2 separate regions of the Mus musculus genome follow, and region 2 is linked to region 1. Evidence: chromatin contacts called from ENCODE POLR2A ChIA-PET data. All regions are on one chromosome and are shown on one strand. Each heading gives the region's core, a stretch centred on a gene start or an enhancer-like site at or near the end of the contact. The rest is flanking DNA. Distances are from core to core; before and after follow the strand shown. Region 1 holds the start of Ubxn4 (UBX domain protein 4). Region 2 holds the start of Mcm6 (minichromosome maintenance complex component 6).

What was found. ChIA-PET counts read pairs that join two places held with the same protein, here RNA polymerase II (POLR2A).
Region 2: POLR2A ChIA-PET joins it to region 1 with 18 read pairs in embryonic stem cell. The contact joins the promoter of Mcm6 here to the promoter of Ubxn4 in region 1. POLR2A ChIA-PET finds 5 or more read pairs at or near these places in 3 of 5 experiments (Patski and embryonic stem cell).

What each region holds. Positions count from the first base shown.
Region 1 is chr1:128,242,774-128,247,846 of GRCm38, forward strand. It overlaps Ubxn4 (UBX domain protein 4), which reads left to right and starts at 1,364. Exons shown (of 13, transcript NM_026390.3): 1 at 1,364-1,779. The coding sequence starts at 1,698. Gm41949 (a long non-coding RNA gene) reads left to right here and starts at 1,786. Exons shown (of 2, transcript XR_878509.3): 1 at 1,786-1,869; 2 at 1,990-5,073.
Region 2 is chr1:128,357,287-128,362,612 of GRCm38, forward strand. It overlaps Mcm6 (minichromosome maintenance complex component 6), which reads right to left and starts at 2,419. Exons shown (of 17, transcript NM_008567.2): 1 at 2,173-2,419. The coding sequence starts at 2,279.

The DNA of each region.
Region 1 (5,073 bases), core at 114-2,613:
CCTTCGAAGCAGAAAAGGGATATCAAAGTAGTTAAATATATATATATATTTGAAGGAAGATAGGAGAAATTGGCCAATTTAAGCCAGATTAGATTATATTAAAGGCAGGTTTTTGGGAAACCGCTCTCGGTCGGCGAGTTCACTGGCCCCAAGGATCAAGGCCAAGGAAGTTGCCACCAGGGAGAGGGGAGCAGCTAGTGGAGGAAGATATATAGTAAGAGAGAAGGGGGGGGAGTGGGAATGGGCAAGGAGAGAGAGAGAGAGAGAGAGAGAGAGAGAGAGAGAGAGATCTGGACTGGGAAGTTCAAAGTTGGAGGCAGGGTATGGACTGAGGGATGCTGGGAGAACCTGGAGGCCAGGTCTGCTTTGGTGTGGAAAATATGCACCTCAGTCCCTTGTCCCCAAGTCCGAAACCAAACACTAGAAACTTGTGCAAATGTTTTTTCTTCCATTTTGATTTCGTATGCATCCATAAACCTTACATAGTTATTAATTTATTTTCTTACTGGCCTATACACAAGTTGATTCTACTCCATTTAGACTTTCTTTACTCTATCACTCAAGGAAACAACAGAAATATTTTCTTTACATGATATTCATACAAGTTAAGTACAGCCAGCCAAGATGGTACACGCTGGATGGTACAGGTAGGAGGATTGTCTTCACAGAATTAAAAATAAATAAGTTTTTTCAATAGCATAGCATAGTGGCTGAAGGTTTTACAATGTGATCCAGTTAGTAAATGCACATTATAGCCAAAAGCCAGCATTCTGCCACTTCGCTTACCCTTCAGATAAGGGGCCTATGTGGTACTGCGGGGTGGGAGGCGGGCGAGGAGGAACACTGTTGTACCTCTAGCCGGTCTTTTTCTTTTGTTTGTTTGGGGTTTTTGGTAAGTTGGTTGGTTGGTTTTTGTTTGTTTGTTTGTTTGTTTGTTATTCAGGGTCTCTGTACAAATCCTGACAGTCCGCGGAACTCACCTTGTAGACTAAGCTGTCCATCTCATACAGGCAGGCAGGCCTCTGCTTTCGGATTGCTGGGATTAAATGCGTGGTTTGCCACGCCCCTCTGAATCCCATCTTTTTCACAGGGTCAAATTAAATAAAAACCAAAGGCTTCGGGTCAAGCCCCGTAAAGCTTGTTTATTTGTGGAGCAGATTGCTTGCAGAAGTCAGAGGGTGACAGCAACTCGATACCTAGCATTTACTCTTACAGCGTTGATGTGCTCACTATGCTCACTCTCGCCATGCTTTGAGCCCACAGTTTACCTTTCCGCAAATTAACAAGCCTCGGAAGACTACAATTCCCAGGAAGCCTCACTGCAGGCGACGTCAACGTGCCGTAGCGGTTAGTCATCCTTCCTGATACTTCCTTCCACTTCCTGGAGTCGGAACCCGAGGCTTCGCGGGGGCGCGCACTTACGGACTTACCTAGCCGACCAGGCACCGGGGCGCGCGACCCCTGACGAGGAGTGTCGTCGTCACGTGACACAGGGGCGTACTTTTCTTGCCAAGCGCGCTCCGGTGCGCGTCCCCAGGGGGTGGCTGTCGGGCGTACGGGCTGGCTGGGTCCTCAGACCGGGGCCCGGATTAGCCGGTGGTTGCCGGGGCCACGAGGCCAAAGAACCAGGAGGGCGGGGTCGGCTGTGGCACCGCGGCGACGACACACCGAGCGAGCGCCTGGGCCTGAAGGGGACGATGCTGTGGTTCCAGGGCGCCATCCCGGCGGCCATCGCGTCTGCTAAGAGGAGCGGCGCGGTCTTCGTGGTGTTCGTGGCAGGTGACTGGGGAGAGGGCCCGAGAACGGTGGCGCTTTGATCTTGTTCTGGATTCTCGTTAGCGTCGAGTGAGCTAGGCAGGAGGAGCTAAGGTGGGCCGGGCTCAGACAGCCTAAGACCCTGTCGCCCAGTCCACTCGGTCTCTTCGGGGCCGCTCGTCTCCTGTCCGGGCCAGTACAGCTTTTTTTTTTTTTTTTTTTTTTTTTTATAAGGCTCCAGGCTTGCTCCGCTGCGGGGCCGACCCAGACGCCAAGCCTCTCCAGGCCGCGGGCGGGCCCAGTGCCACTTGGTGCTTCTGGGGTCTGTTGGGGACTCCGGCGTGACCTGTCTGCATCTGTGTGGGAAGCGCGTCCAGGCCCTGTCCCCAATCACTGAACCCTGCGAGGAGTCGCGCCCTGCAGGCCTTGGCAATCGGGTTGTCGCAGGCAGACCCCCCCCCCCAAGACCCCCAGCCCTGGTGTTCCCCTTCTTGGTCCTCTGGGATCTCCTCTTCTGGCAGCTTGGACCTTTTAATTCTTGGTGTGCGGGTGTGGTTGGGACAGGCCACTAGGCAGACAACTGGGTCTAGAAAGTTGTGAGCTGTCAAGAAAGCTGTGTCATCGGTAAGCCACAAAGAAACCACCTGATGTCTTAGAATGTTCCCGAAACATAAACTTGAGCTCACAGATGGTACTCTTTTATCATAGTACTCAGAGGGAACTGAGGTGCAATAATTACTTTATTACAAGTTGACCTTTTTTTTTTTTAACTTTTAACATAGTTTTTAAAGTACATACTCAGTCCTGATTCTTCCTCTCTTCTAACCTAAAATGTAGTTTTCCAGACATGTGCCAACTCATTTACCCCATATTGCTCTAAATCAGTTGGTTCCATAGCCTCCTGTTTTATTGCTGAAGTCTTGTATATCCGCAGTCAACCATCTGCTTCTATAGTTTTGTACATTCTTGATACATGGACCAGTTTGTGTGACAACTATTAATCTGAAGTGACAACTATTAATTTCTTCAGTCACTTGTGTTCAGTAACAGTTACTCATAATTGACCCATGGCTTTTAAGAGTTCTGTAACTTTGTTCATCTCTGTGGGAAAAAAAAAAAAACTGACATGTGAATTTGAGCATTTTAAATTTTAAATGTCTGTTTTGTTATGCTAACTTTTCAACTTGATGCTTGCTGTTAATTAGAAAAGCATAAATTACTTAGGCTATATTGAATTATACTTTAAATTAAATTAATAAATTAATCTTGTAATCCAGTAAGAATAGTAGTCACATGAAAATGGAAAGAACACGACATTGAACTCAGGTTAGAAATTGAACTCAGGTCATCTGAAAGAGCAGCTGCTCTTAACCACTGAGCTATCTCTCTAGCCGCAGTTTACAACATTTTAAACTGTGTTCCACACAAAATTTCAATAGTTCTGGGGGGAAAGGTAGTTTTATTGTCTTGTTTTTGTAGTTGAACCACTTAGGTCCAAAGTTGTAAGTAACTTGGGCCAGTCTCACAAAAACTGTTTGCTTGGTTTTTCTATTCTAGGATTTTTGGGTTTCTTGTGTGGTATTTTATTTGGTTTGGTTTGGTTTGGTTTTTTTTTTTTTGAGACAGGATTTCATATAGCCCAGGCTGACCTTGAAATCCTGATTCTCTGCTCCCAAGTGTTGTGATTACAGACGTGTGCAACACAACAGGTTAACATTTTTACATTTTAACAGTCAGTGTTGGGGCTGAGTGTACAGAGTCTGACTATAACCTTGACTGGCTTTGAACTCACAGAGATCAGTCTACCTCTTCCTCTACCTCCCAAATACTGGGATCAAAGGTGTGTAGGCCCTTACTTTGTAGTGTAATGCTGGCCCCAAACTCACAGTTATCTTTCTGCTTCAGACTCCCAACTGCTTGAATTATAGGTGGGTGCTACCATATCTGATATTTTTTTGGGTTTTTTGTTTGTTTTGTTTTTAAGATTTATTTGTTTATGTGTGTGAGTACACTGTAGCTGTACAGATGATTGTGAGCCTTCATATGGTTGTTGGGAAATGAATTTTTTAGGACCTCTACTCTAGTCAGCCCTGCTCAGTCAGTCTCTGCTTGCTCCAGCCCAAAGATTTATTTATTATTATACATAAGTACACTGTAGCTGACTTCAGATGCACCGGAAGAGGGGGTCAGATCTCATTACAGGTGGTTGTGAGCCACCACATAGTTGCTGGGATTTGAACTTGGACCTTTGGAAAAGCAATCATTGCACTTACCCGATGAGCCATCTCGCCAGCCCCGGGTTTGGTGGTTTTTTTTTGTTTGTTTGTTTGTTTTGGTTTGGTTTGGTTTGGTTTTTTTTGGGGGGAGGGGGGGGCGGGTTCGAGACAGGGTTTCTCTGTATAGCCCTGGCTTTCCTGGAACTCACTCTGTAGACCAGGCTAGCCTCCAACTCAGAAATCTGCCTGCCTCTGCCTCCGCCTCCCGAGTGCTGGGATTAAAGGTGTTTAGTCCCAGCGCTAGGAGGCAGAGCTAGTGGATCTCTGAGTTTGAGGCCAGCCTGATCTATAGAGGGAGTTAAAAGACAGCCAGGGCTACACAGAGAAACCTTGTCTCAAGAGAGGAGGAGAGGGGCTGTGTGATGGTACTCACCAGCATTTGTCGGGCAGAGGCAGTCAGAGATCTATGAGTTCAAGACCAGCCTGGTCTACTAAGTTCGAAGACAGCCAAGGCTGAACAGAGAAACCCTGTCTTAAAGAAGAAGGAAGAGAAAGGAAGAAGACAGTTATAGGTTATATGGTAAAATAAGTCAATAAAGAAATGAGAATTAGGATCATGATATCCATGTTTTTTAACAGAGTATGCAATTGATGGTACCTAAACATTCCTAAAAAACAATAAAAGTTCCAAAAAATTTCCCCTTTATGGGTAGGTCTAAACCTGGGGTTTTATTTATGCCAGGTAGTTGCTCTACCCCACTAGTAAATGAACTACACCCTAGTCTAAAATACTAAATTTGATTAACAAATATCGGAAAGCTGTAGAAGTAATTGAAGTCTTATACTTTATAGAGCTTTATGCATATATATGTATATGTATGTATGTATGTATGTATATATATATATATTCCTCAGTTAACCTTATTGGGGTGACCTAGTATTATGTATGTTTAGCATATCAGCAGCTATTGAACATTTGCAGAAATACTGTTAGGGATGGACAGTGGAGTCTGTCTGCTATCCTCTTTCAAAATGCAGATAGCTTTTCTAGAGCTTTAGCTAGGTCATCCTAACACAAAGTAGGAGAGGTATTACTCTAGAA
Region 2 (5,326 bases), core at 1,169-3,668, 120 kb after region 1:
TGTGGGCCTGTTAATCCTTGTTACCGAGGCTAAAGATGGAAAGTTGGAAGTTCAAGGACTGACTGGGCAACTTAAAAGGGACCTTCTCTCAAAACTAAAAAAGTCAAAAAAGGCCCAGGGAGCTGGGTGCAGTGGTGCACGCCTTTATCCCAGCAGAGAATGATTCTGTGAATCCAGACAGCTATGGCAACACAGTAAGTTCTATCAAATAAAGAAACAAAGGGGATAGATGCTGGAGACACAGACTCAGGGGCGGAATGCTTGTCTACCATGTGTAAGGCTCTGTCTGGGTTCCTTCCCTAACATTATTAAGAAAACAAGCAAGCAGCAAAAAATAGATAGCTGAGCCACCCGTGGTGACTCATGGAAAATGAAACTAACAGAAAATTTAGACATAGCTGGGTGGCGACAGTGCACACCTTTAGCCCCAGTGCTTGGGAGGCAGAGTTAAGCACATGTCTGAGTTGAAGGGGCTACACAAAGAAACCCTGTCTCAAAATAAAAACAAACAAAAAAGAAATATTTAGACTCTTCTGCAAGCAAAAGCAAAGCTGCTCTGTGAATGGAAGTTGATTATTTTAAAAACTAAGTCCTGTTTATGCTTAGCTCCAGCTCTTAGCTACCAAGAAAAGGCCCTTGGCATCTGGAAAATAGCAGGCCTGCTGGGATCACAGGCAAAGAAGTAGCTACTGCTTGTTGCCTGAATGGTCTAAAGTAGTGGTTCTCGACCTTAACGCTGAGACCCTTTAATACAGTTCCTCATGTGTGATGACCCCAACCATAAAACCATCTCATTGCTACTTCATAACTAATTTTGCTGTTATGGACCATACTGTGCATATGGATCTGGTATGTGCCCCAAGGGATCCTGATCTACATGTTGAGAACTGCTGGTTTACACAGACTTTAATCAAAAGGAGACTTGGGTTTTGAAGGACAAGCAGCTGTACCGACTGCCAAAAACATTACAAAGGTTGGAACATAGAATTTAAATTCCAGAGGGTTATTTTTGTTTGTTTTGTTTTTCAGCACCAGACTTTCTATGTAGCCCTGAGCTCTGTCCTGGAACTCACTTTGTAGACCAGGCTGGCCTTGAACTCATAGGATCCGTCTACCGCTGGCTTGTGCCCAACACTGGCCTGCTTACAGTTTTAAGTATAGCAGAACTTCAAAAGATAGCTGTAGAGCCAAAAGGACGACTAGATCAGCAATATGTGGTAACCAGTATACGCGTGCCATGTCATTTTATTCTGCCTTAAAAGGCAAACCCTTGATTACAATAAGCTGCATGTCTAGCAAAATTAGCCACACACACTTATCGGAGGCACCTATAGTGATCCAGTTCAATGTTAGAAGTGTGGCAGGTGTCAGGAGGCTAGGAGAGTTAGAGAGGCTCTAACTATTTAGTAGGTAGAGTTGGAAGAGTTTCAAACAGGGATCATTGTACAAGTTGAATGCACCTCAAGATGCTTGTTGTACACTCCCAAAAGGTCAAAACTCTTAAGTTTTTGTTATATACTGACATAATCTTTAAAAAGAAAAAGAAAAGAATTGTTTACTATTGGAGGCGGAAGAGTAAGGAGCACACTGGTATGTGGTTGCTGCTAGGTGCTAGAAGCGGAGGGAGGGATGGGAAGGAGGCAGCTAGATGTCTAGAACAATTCTTTCATTATATAGGGCAGAACTCATTTCACTGAACAGTCATCAAGCCATAGATTCCTGTTAGAACGAGCTGGCCCAGGTTTGCTTGCATTGCAAGCTCCTGGTTCTGGGCTGTGTGCCCAACCCTACTCAAGAGGTAACGCCCCCCCCCCCCCCCCCCACCTCCCAAAAAACCAAACTCTGGCCTCACTGGGTTGCGACGTGAGTCCTGCTGGGATTCATTCCCAGCATCGCCCCAACTAGTCATGGCGGTGCACATCTGTCATTCCAGCACAAGCTAAGCGGAGGCTGGAGGATTACAAGTTCAAAATCATCTTTGGCTACACAGCGAGTTCGAAACCCTGTTTTAGAAACGTAATGAAAAAGCAGCACAGTATGACACAAGGGAGCGCTGCGGTGAAGAAAGGAGTCGAGGAGGCTTCGGATTCCCGCCGGGCCGGGGCCCATCCCTTCCGGAGCACACATGGCCCCGGTCTCCGCCCGGCCCGCGAGCCCCCGGAGGCCACTCACTCTTCCAGGAAGTCTAGGAACAGCTTCTGGCATTTCTCGGCCACCTCGTCGCGCACCTCCGGGTGCTGGCTTCCGGCGCCGGGCTCCGCGGCCGCTGCGAGGTCCATGGCGGCGCCGAGAGTACGCGCTGCTGAGGGAAGACCACCGCGGAGGAGAGTCCGCAGCTGCAGATAGCCCGGCCGCAGGTTCCACGCGTAGCTCCTTCCGCGCTGCCACTTCGCGCGCGCCTCCGGCTAGCCCCGCCCTCTCACCTCAGCCAATAACAGGGTAGGAGCTGAGCTACTTCGCGCCAAACCCGTCCAATCAATGGCGGTTCCGTACAGAGCCCCGCCCACCGCACGCACTTTTCGCGCCAAAAGCATACGCCATGAAGCTTTTGCCCATGCGCAATGTAGTCGCACCCACCCTCTGGTTGTTTTGGCTTGAGGAGCTAACCCCTCCCTCTCTCCCTTTACCCCCAGAGTTTATGTATAGACTTTTTTGGGTTTTTTTGTTTTGTTTTTGGTCACTCAGGGTTAAACCTACTGTGAATTGTGCATCTGGAGGAAGTAAGGTATGAGCAAACCAAACTACAGGAGAGAGCCCCTTAAAAGTCAGGTGGAGGACAGGAGCAAAGGCTTAGAGAGTAACTCATTCCGCAGCGGACCCAAGCTTGTTTCTTAGCAGCTACATGAGACAGTCACCACCTTTAACTCCAGCTTAGCGACTTTGATACCCTCTTCTGACTTCTAAGAACACATGTGCATACACATACACTTAAAAAGACAGAGATAGATATATTCTGACAATCTGCATACCATTTGACTTTCTTTTCTTTTTTAAACTGAGAGGGTCTCACATAGCCCAGGCTGGCCTTGAATTCTGGGTTCACGTGGTGCTGGGACTGAACCTAAAGCCTTCTGAGTGTAGAACAAGGACTACCTTGCTAGTAAATGATCCACATTGCCAGTCCCTCCTCGACTTTGATAGCTTAGTGCTGATAACTTGTTTCACCACCAGCACTTTTATCCTGGGCTTCCAGGACACAGTAAACCTGGACCAGAATAAATAAGTCACTTTTTCGAGGCTTACTGGATGTTAAAAATTTAATGCCAGGCAGAGTATATAAAATTAATACTTTTATAATCTATTAGGAAATATACTATAGAGATCTGCAATTGAAGGTGTTGAAGACTTGAAGCCTCAAATCCCTCCCTCCTTTGCCAACTCCAAATGTAGCCTTCACTGAGTGAGAATCCTGGGGCTTTCTAGAGAAACAAAACTGATAAAGACACACACACAGGATTTACTAAGTTTAGCATACAGGCTGTTGTCTGGCTAGCTCAACAGTGGCTGTCTTCCAATAAAAACGCCAAGCAGATGGTGGTTCAGCCCACAAGGCTGGATGTCTTAGCAGGTTTTCATTAAATGTTGGGAGTCCTGAAGAAACAGGTTCTAATACATTAATTGCTGCCTCAGCAGCAGGATGATAGATGGACTTGCCAGTGAGAGTGAGGACAGGCAGGCAAACGCACAAAAGGCTTCCTTCTGTGTCATTTTAGGTATGCTGTCACCAGGTGTGGCCCAGATATTGGATGGGCCTTTTTATTTTTAGAGAGAGTATTTCTTTTCTTTTTCTTTTTTTCTTTTTTTTTTTGTTTTTTTGTTTTTTTCGAGACAGGGTTTCTCTGTGTAGCCCTGGCTGTCCTCGAACTCAGAAATCTGCCTGCCTCTGCCTCCCGAGTGCTGGGATTAAAGGCGTGCGCCAGTATTTCTATGTGTAGTAATCCTGGCTTCCTGGAACCTGATTTGTAGACCAGGCTGGCCTTGAAGTCAAGAGATCCAGCTGCCCTTGCCTTCCAAAAACCACTCCGGGGCTTTTAGGGTGTGGGTCTTCTGATTACAAAAGATGCAGATTTAAGGTAAATCTTCTCACGTCACAGAATCCAACCAAGAAAACCCTTCACAAGTGTGCCCAGATGCCCAGGTTTAGTTGATAGTGTGAGTGTGTGGTGTGTGTTTTGTTACATTTTTTTTCCTTAAAAGCTCCAGACCAGCTAGCTAGTGCTACAAAGTGAGACCCTGCCTTAAATAGATAAATAAATAAATAAATAAATAAATAAATAAATAAATAAATAAATGAAAACTGTTTTTCTGAGTCAGATAACCCAACTCCAGAGAGACTGGATGGTTTGTGGATACTAGTTCTGAATCCTTAGATGTGTGTATATTGTTAGAAATAACAGCAGAAATCAGCAAAGTTGTAGAACACGCTCTAGAAAGGAGAATAACAGATCACAAATGCTACGCAAGGGAAGACAACTGGAGACAGCCCCTGTGGTGTTGAGCTTTTACTCTGGGAGAGGGAAGGCAAGACAGAGAAAGCGGGAGAGAGGGAGGATTAGAGCATTAAGGGTGACTGAAAAGTTATAGCATATACACATATGAAGATACATTTCCTGAAGTTATTCCAATTGCAGCGATAACACTCCCTTTCAAAAGATACAGATTAATACAAACTCCAGTCCTAGGCAGCAAAATCTTCTCTTCAAGTTGTTGGCCAAGGAAGTCCGAAAGACTGCCCCCCCAAAATACAGTTATCTTAGACCTTGAAGGTAAAACCCTATTGCCATAGACACCACACACTTCGGATCTAGAACTTGAAGAAATCAAAAACAAACCTGAGAGTCTCTCCCCTGAAGATTCCCTCAGAAGCCAAAAGATGCAAAAATCTAATTTTTCTTTGTAAATGGATGTCAATTGGAGACAGTTTCCAGGTTGGGGATAGGAGCTTGTGTCAATTTCCCTTGCAAGCACTGGGTCTCTGTTGGCTTGAACCTATGTAGGCCCTATGCATGCTGTCACATTCTGCATCCCAGTGTGCATCGATCGATCCTGTTGTATCTGAGAGACAATGCTTCCTTGGTGTCATCCATCCTCTCTGGCCCTTACAGTCCTTTGGCCTCTTCCACATAGCCTCCTGAAGCCTGAAGGGAGAGGCTTGATCAAGGCAATCTCACTCTCTGCACATTGTCCAGTTGTGGGTCTGCGTTAGTTTTCACCCACTGCAAGAGGAAGCTTCTCTGATGCTGGCTGAATAAGGCACTGATCTATGGGTATAGACAGATGTCCTTATGAGTCATTTGTTATGTTCCTTTAACAGAATAGTATTTGA